Regions from separate parts of the Homo sapiens genome. Here all the other regions are linked to region 3. The links are chromatin contacts, found by Hi-C or POLR2A ChIA-PET in ENCODE. All regions are on one chromosome and are shown on one strand. Each heading gives the region's core, a stretch centred on a gene start or an enhancer-like site at or near the end of the contact. The rest is flanking DNA. Distances are from core to core; before and after follow the strand shown.

What was found. A loop is a pair of places that touch in the nucleus more often than their neighbours do. ChIA-PET counts read pairs that join two places held with the same protein, here RNA polymerase II (POLR2A). Pooled maps may share reads with other maps.
Region 1: a map of endothelial cell of umbilical vein shows a loop between it and region 3 (2.4-fold over the local background). The contact joins two enhancer-like sites. A Hi-C loop is called at or near these places in 1 of 168 maps with a recorded cell type or tissue (endothelial cell of umbilical vein). POLR2A ChIA-PET finds 5 or more read pairs at or near these places in 1 of 52 experiments (BJ).
Region 2: a loop to region 3 is called in a map of endothelial cell of umbilical vein, with 9 times the contacts of the local background. The contact joins two enhancer-like sites. A Hi-C loop is called at or near these places in 1 of 168 maps with a recorded cell type or tissue (endothelial cell of umbilical vein) and 1 of 50 pooled maps. POLR2A ChIA-PET finds 5 or more read pairs at or near these places in 1 of 52 experiments (T-cell).

Annotation. Positions count from the first base shown.
Region 1 is chr7:84,673,036-84,675,744 of GRCh38, reverse strand. No RefSeq gene overlaps it. Among named protein-coding and RNA genes, the nearest start is that of LINC03017, 140 kb to the right of the region's middle. Within about 2 kb of position 1,329, at least 3 of the 41 ENCODE cell types and tissues checked have a DNase peak (open chromatin) inside an H3K27ac peak, as active enhancers do; they include endothelial cell of umbilical vein, where a contact is called at or near this core.
Region 2 is chr7:84,700,293-84,703,103 of GRCh38, reverse strand. No RefSeq gene overlaps it. Among named protein-coding and RNA genes, the nearest start is that of LINC03017, 170 kb to the right of the region's middle. Within about 2 kb of position 1,488, at least 4 of the 41 ENCODE cell types and tissues checked have a DNase peak (open chromatin) inside an H3K27ac peak, as active enhancers do; they include endothelial cell of umbilical vein, where a contact is called at or near this core.
Region 3 is chr7:84,235,197-84,237,896 of GRCh38, reverse strand. It overlaps a transcript of SEMA3A not described here. Among named protein-coding and RNA genes, the nearest start is that of SEMA3A, 42 kb to the right of the region's middle. Within about 2 kb of position 1,321, at least 5 of the 41 ENCODE cell types and tissues checked have a DNase peak (open chromatin) inside an H3K27ac peak, as active enhancers do; they include endothelial cell of umbilical vein, where a contact is called at or near this core.

The DNA.
Region 1 (2,709 bases), core at 80-2,579, 440 kb before region 3:
GTGATTTAATTACTGGCCTAGTCACTAACGTATGACCAAATGGGATTTCTTGAAACATATAATTTCCTTAATGGTTTCCTGATTATAAATGAACTCACCAATTTCCCATTAGGATTGATTTTCGTCACAAGCCTTAACACTCAAGATTCTCATAACATTTTTAAAAGTGCAATGAATGACTGGAAAAATTACAAATTGTCCAAATTCTGTGTACAGGAAGTAGAAATAAATGGGGAAAAAAATGATGTCCAGGACATAGGAAGTACATGAAACAGAATTCAGCAAGATGTGCAATTCCTGTAATGTTGCTGATGTTTTAAGAGAAAGAAGCACTGATCTTGAAGAGAAATCTGTAATTCTCAGGGAGATACTTTTAACATTGCTCGTATGCTTTAACTATTTAACTGCTTAACAGTATTTTTATTAGGCTTGACAAGATCAAGATACATAATGTGTAGTTTATGAACAGAAATTCACCCATATTTAGCATACAACCTTCTTTAAAATGATACATTTTTAATTGATTTGATGCTTCAAGTAAGTTTAAAGTCTTTAATAATTGTGTAAAACACAAGTTGTATATTACTTTCAAATATTCAGCATTCTCTTTATATGAAAGAGTAAATTAAAAATGAAGAGAAAAAAATTTCCTTATTTCCCAGATTATTTTGTTGAATGGAGATGCAGAGTATCTTTTTATTCCCTTTTTGGTTACATGAAAGAACACAAACAGGGAAGAACGGTATCAATGTTCTTCAACAAAAGACACTAAAAACACTGTATGATTAAACACATTAGGCCTCCCACACCTTGCCATGGGAAGAACAAACACCATGGAATGATGCTCACCTACATTACAGCAAGTAATCTGCTTTACTCAAAGCCTACTAATTTAAATTTTAATCATATCTTTAAAAAAACACCTTCACAACAATATCTAAACTGGTGTTTGGCTGAGTAACTGGGCATCTAGCCAAGTTGAAGCATAAAATTAACCATCACAATGGGTAATCATGAGGTGTCTCAGTAAGGTGTTAGAAAGAATCTTTTATAGCATTTTGAGGGCTTGGTTGAGTGATTTGGGGAAGGGTTTAAGGAAGCAGCAGTGGTGGAGTGGTGGAGGAGAGTTGCTCTATGTTGGATGCTGTGAGAAAGTGGAGCAATTTCATAACTGGTATTTTAACACATTTTATTTATAGGTAGAGAAGATTAGAATAAGTACAAAGCTGATTATTAAAGAATAGTGAGCAATCATCCTTGTAGCCAAAAAGGGGAGGTGATTGGTATTTTGTGGTTGGCACAATGACTGTTCTGTTTTTGTCAGGACGTAGACAAAATTATGAACTGGACTTGTTTTGTTTCACTTTATAATGGACTCAGAATGACACTTATTTGAAGATGGTATTCAGTGAGATTATTTTTGTGAATTGCACAGCCTGGCTGTAAGTATCAGTCCAGATCCTGGACGCCAGGGGCTACTGTATTTTTTTTGTTTTTTATACTTCTAAATAGTAATTTGCCTTTCTCTGCTCTTTACTTCAGATTGCATGGGGAAGGGATATGTTTTGTTTTTTGATCTGTTTGCTGATTTTGGCTGTACTTTCAAAACTGACATTTAAATTAGGAACATTTCATATGCTATATAACCTGGTATCTCTGGAAATGAGTTGAATGAGAAAAGGGTGTTAGGAGAGGAAGAATTGGTTAAAAGTCTGCTTAAAAAAACACATAACCCCTGAATCTTTTATACTACTATAAGTAACCAGGTGATAGTTGAATCTTGACAGAACAATGGAGGCTTTTTCTCTGGAGAGAATAAAGAAGAGGATCTCTAAACTGGGGTATACCAGATACTCCAGGTATTAAGGTATTACGCACATGTATGTATATTTATTTAAAATGCTGACATGCCCACAGCCCCCTGCTTCATTTCTTCCTTGATTCTCAGAATCTTGGCTCCAGGCAGAAGACAGAGAAGTCTTTGCAGAATTTGACCAAATCAAAAGGCAAAACATAAATATTTTGTTATAGTTGGTTTTTCAGTGAAAACGTTCCACTCTTCAATGAAACTCACAGTTGACCACCCACACTCATGTGCTCAGAGTTTCTGAACAGCATCTTGATCCCCTACTCTTATATATAAGCAGAAAACCAATGATTAACAAACGTGATGAAATCACCCAGTATGGAATTTAATGAGCAAAACAAGCAACAACAAAAACACTTGAAGAAAACAAAGTATGCAGGGAAAAGTAAATTTCATATGTATATATATAATGAATATTCTTAAGGAGATATTGCTTCACTATTCCCTGGGTAGCTAGGATGTGCAGCCAGGTTACAAGGCAGATAAGTGTGTGCCATCCAGGGAAGAGACCAGTGAATGATTCAAGTTCACTGTGAACAGACAACACACACACTAGGCTCAAGTGGTACAGCATCTACTTCACAGCAAAAGTAGAGAAACAGTGCACAAGCTCAGGCCTGTGCCAATGGGTTAGTCTCCCATGGCTGGTGGATCCATTCTGCAGTGAAGATGGATGATGTAGCTACACAGAACCCACTTTGTGCCACAGTAGAAGCATCTCAACCTCTCACCCACGGAGTAGGAAATACAGAAAGCTAGTGGTGTACCTGACAGTCACTGACACATGTTCTTAAACAAATCAAAGGAGTGCACACTGAGTTTGAAACAGATAAAGATATTCC
Region 2 (2,811 bases), core at 239-2,738, 470 kb before region 3:
TGCAAAATATAGTTTGGGCTTGCCACACAATCATTTGATAATTACTTGAGTTATTTATCATCAGTGAACAGGACTGCTTCCTCCTTCCAGAATTGCTTTGAATGTGGTGAAAATATTTTGTGGAAATTAGTAGAACCTATTAGAGGAAATCCTTAGTTCCCTCTGCCTAGATTGATAACATTTCAAATGAACCAACAATATTTAGCCATAAATAATTATCACACATATGGGAAATTAATTGTATTTTTTTATCTTAATTATCCACTTCAGTAATCATTAAAGTTATATATGATAATATTGCAGCAATAACATTTGGAATATAGAAAAGTATATCAACAAGATTGAGGGTAAATGTTGATATTTCTCTAAGAGGGGATAAAAATCATTATAATTTGGAGGAATGAAAACACATAATTGCTATTAAGCACTTTATACAATTGTATAAAGAGTCAAAAATTTACATTTTATTAGTCTACAGTATATTTATATTCTATTAAATAATTATTAATTTTTGTTTTTTTCAAATCTACCTACATTTGGATGTTTGAAGACCTTAGCACAGCATAATGTTACTAAGTGGTAGATACTTAGACATGTAAACCATTATTAATATTTGTTCATTGTAATGGTTAATTTTGGGTGTCAATTTGACTGAATTAAGGGATAAGCAGGTAGCTGGTGAAGCATTATTTATTCTCAATAATTGCATTAATTATTCTCCATGCCTCAGTAGGCACTGAACCTGTGCCTCTCTGTTGAAAAGGAAACCCAGGTGACTTGGCATTTGATTAAAATAATTAGGTTGCCCCAAGTATGTCTATGAGGGTGTTTCTGGAGGAAACTGGCACTTAAGCCTGGCTGAGTAGGATCCACCCTCAGTCTGGGCAGGCACTAAGCAATCAAGTCTGGATGAACAAAAGGGCAAATGAAGGGTGAGTTATTGCTCTGTTTCTTTTGAAGCTGGGACCCATTTCTTCTGCCCTCGGATATCAGATTTCCAGATTGTTTGGCTTTTGGACTCTGGGACTTTGACCAGCAGCCTCCATGCCCTAGGACTTGAGGACTTGGTCTGAGTCATGCTACTGGCTTCCCTGGTTCTCAGCTGTAAATGACGTGTTACGAGACTTAATCTCCGTAATCAAGTGAACTAGTTCCCTTAAGAATTTCCTTCTCATATATTTATTTTTCTCTCCCTACATGTATGTATATTATTGTTTCTGTCTTTCTAAAGAACCTTGACTAAAACATTAATGAAAGGTACATTTCTCTGCCTCACAGTTTTTACTTTTTGGTTCATACATTACAAAATCCTACCTTTAGATTTAATTAATATGGCTTTTTTTTTTTCAAATTTCTTGAACATATTTCATCACATATTAGTTAAAAGGAAGTTTTTATTTTGGGGGGGTATAATCTGCTTTATGAGCCATACAAATTAGCGTGTCATGAGTCATACTTTCCACCAAGCATTTCAAGTGTGAAGAGGCATCCAAATTCAACACAGAACTGTTGCCATGGTATACGTTTCCCGTCTTCTTCCTTGGTCTACATAGGATTCAACTACTCAGGCATTTTTAGGACATTAATTGAAGGGGATAACAATAATACCTCTATCAATCCTTAAACACTCGCTTTTGGCCGGGCACTGTGCTGTCTGCTTTATGTTTTTGTTTATGGTAATTACATTTTCTTATTTCTTATTTCATTAAACAATTCTAATATTTCCTTACACTGTAAAGATAGACTGACACAAAATCATAAACATTCCTGGATATAAATTTTAATCAAAATTCAAAGTGTTTCTTGTTCAGTGGTTTCTGTCTAAATTTTTGGATAATCACACTAGAGTTCAATATGTTTCCTATATAATCTGACAATAGTGCTTATGTCTCTGTCCTCACACAGCTGCACTGTGATTCAGACAACCTGAGTCACAGACCCTCTATGAAAATTATTGTTTATGAAATACAAAATTTAAAAAACAGTGATGAACAAATTATTGAATAAAAAAGGTGTGAATTCATAAACATCAAAGACACAATTGCTTTCAATTTAAGGCTTTGTTCAGAGTCATGTTTCAAGAAAGACATAGTTTCCAAAATATCCAGTTTTAGTTATGAATCATATAATCAAAAATGCATGATGTTGGTCAAAGCATATAAAGTTTCAATTATGCAGTATGAATAAATTCTGGAGATGTAATGTATAGCATGGTGACTATAGCTAATAGTAGTGTATTTTTTACTTGGGGATTTGCCGAGAGAGTAGGTCTAAAATGTTCTCAGCTAAAAAATTAAAAAGTAACTATGTGAGGTGATGGATATGTTAATTAGCTTGATTGTGGTATTCATTTCGCAATGTACACTTATATCAAAACATCACATTGTATACCTTAAATATTTACAATTTTGACTTGTCAGTCATACTTTAACAAAGCTGGAAAAATGTATGGTGCTCTACACCTCTACACTGTGATGAAAACATGTTTCAAAAATCAATAATTGTGCTTATTAACATATTGGAAAGTAATGGTTGATGATCGTCTATTTGCTCATCCTCCAGGTATAATTGAAAGTCAATAAATCCAGTAATCTCAAGGTCTTTTAAAATTCTGAGGTTTTTTTTTTAAGGCTTACACTGATTGAACAGTTATTGCATTTTTATATTCTATCTTCCAAATAAATGGGTGAATTGATTCTGTTTAGAAGATAATCCCTTTATCTTTTACTTCAATCACCTTAGAAAATGAAAGAAATAAGAAAACAAGGACTGCAAACTAACATCCTCTTGGTATTTTAAAATCAGAAAAGT
Region 3 (2,700 bases), core at 72-2,571:
AATTCCCACACTAATCTGCATTCTCACAGAATTTTTTAAAGGCATTCCTGAAGTATGTTTCTATTAATTGGTTGCATCTGGGTCTCAGCACAGTATGTTAACTATAGTAAACCATAGTGACTAAAGGCATAAACTACAGAGCAGGATGTATGTTCTGTGATTGAAACTCAGCTCAGATTTCATGAATCACTCATGAAACTCAGTGATTTCATGAATCACCCTTTGCTGGGTGATTCATGTTAAGAAGTTATTTGGTCACATCATGCGTCAGTTCCCTTATCTATATAATAAAGACAATAATAGTATCTATCTTGTCACAGTATAAGAGATGATAATGTAAACCACTTAGAAAAATGGGTGGTATGTTGTAAGCATTTAATATTACTTTTGTCTGTCCCTCCCATACCTCTCATCTCCTTCCTCCTCTCCCTTCTTCTCTTCGTTCTTCTTCTCTTTTATTGATTATGAACTTCTTAAAGACATTTTCCCTAATACTATGTCTTGTATGTTGTATTAACTCAGTGAGTAGTAAGTTTGAGTAAGACAATGAGTGGCTAATTGCTTAATAATGAAATTTACCTGTTGATATAAACTATCTCAAATCTTAATCTTAAATTTGATAAGTTAGACTGTGGTTGCTAAGAAATTGGTGCTCAGAAATTCACTTACCTACATATGTTTGTCTTTTCCTTAACTCTGGGATAAATTAAACACATTTTGTTTTCAGCATCATCAGTTTCTTCCTACACTTAGTTGCTAATTATGATTCAGGTGTTAATTATTTTAAAAATATGTTTTCACTATTAATGTTGGGCATTGCTTTTCCCGATTTATTTATTTGGTCGTTTTAAATTTTAGAATGTAAGTTTAACTTCCTTCCCTTCCTTTCCAACACAGTTAAATTTATTTTAAATAGAATATATATGATATTGCTTTAAGTATATCACTTACTGCCATTTTTTTTCCAGGTAATTAACACAATCTATCCTTTTTAAGACCTCTGCTTTGAGGGTATTCACAATCATGAAGGTGACTCACATATAGAATTAACTGAAATATTTTCTACCTCAGATGTACACTCCATAAATGACAGGGGAAGAGAGATTTGTTCAAGGTATTGGAAGATAACACACTTGAATTGGTTTTGATAGACTGAGGCAAAACGATCAAGAGAGTAGGGCAAAATCAATAATTACCTGTATTCCAAGTGAATTTCAAACTCTTTTTCTATATCAAATTAATATCATAGATGGAAAAGTCTTGCTCTTAGGAGAATGGGATTAGTCATTAGTGACTAATAGAGTATTTGCGAGATAAAGATAAACTATGCATGGAAAAGGAAGTTAAACAGGAAGATTGCAATAACATCTTGGAGGAAGGGCCTGAAATGCCAAACTAATATTTTAGTAATGTTCATTTTCTCTTGCAAAGAGAGGCAATCATATTCAGAATTTTAGCGAATTAATACTGATGACTGTGTAACTGAAGGGAGAGTTAGAAACTTCTGTTAGGAGGTTATATTGGATATCTAGGATAGAAGTGATTAATGTCCAAATTAGTCTAGTATAACTGGGAACATAAAGGAAATAACACCTCATCTGAAACTTTACTTCATTCGCCCACTGACAAATGTGTGATAGACACATAATCAATACAGATGTGGTGACTAGCTAAAAGACAGGAGGAAGAGGAAGTTCAAGAAAACTAAAATTTTTAACCCAAGCAAAGGAGAGTGGCCAGTGGTGCACTTAAAATTGAAGGCATAGGGGAAAGTTTGGAAGAGAAACAAATGAATTCTAATTTGCACCTGTGCAATTTGAGGTGACATCAGGCTGGTTTTGTGCAGTAAACAGTAGCCAATTAGGCATGTGCCTTTGATGTTTTGATAATGATTTGAGAATCATCCAGTGAGGTTGATACTTGAAGTTGTGGGAGGAAAATAGATTAGTTAAAAGTGTGTAGGGTGAAAAGGAATACACCCTAAACATGGGGCCTTAGGAAACATCTGTTCTTAGGGGCCAAGTGAAGGAAAATAAACTGGTGAAAGAGCTTGAGATGCAATGGCATAAAGTATGGTCTAAAGTAGCTATGTTTTCATGAAGACAGTATACTCGACCATGTTAGAGTTCTCTTTGTTGCCCAAGAGTAGAGGGTACTTGGGTTGGATAATAAGCTCATTGATAATTGGTCTTTATGAGAACCACTTTAGTAGAATAGTTGGAGTGAGGAAAGTAGATTCTAGTTTGTTGGGACACAAAATGGAGAAGAGGAATTAAGAATTAAAACAATTATACCCAAACTACTTTTTAAAAAAATTAATAGCGTTTACTGTATCATTTTTCTTATTCCAATAATATTTATTCATGCAGATATTTCAAGTAATATTGAAAATATGGAGAAGAAAATAAAGAAATAAAGAAGAAACAATAATATCAAAAGTAATCAAAATTTCAATACCAGAAATCAATAATTATTGATAATCCAGCTAACATTTTTCCAAACTACAAAATACATACAATTATTCACATACAAGACACTTATAAATGATTGCATATATTAAATATAAAGTCATGTATATAATCATATGCATCATACCAGTTTATCTTTCATTTCACTCAGTAATACAGAAAAATATCTTGTCATTATTAATATAATGTGCAATTAATGAATGCATACTAGTCTACTATACTTACATAGTTT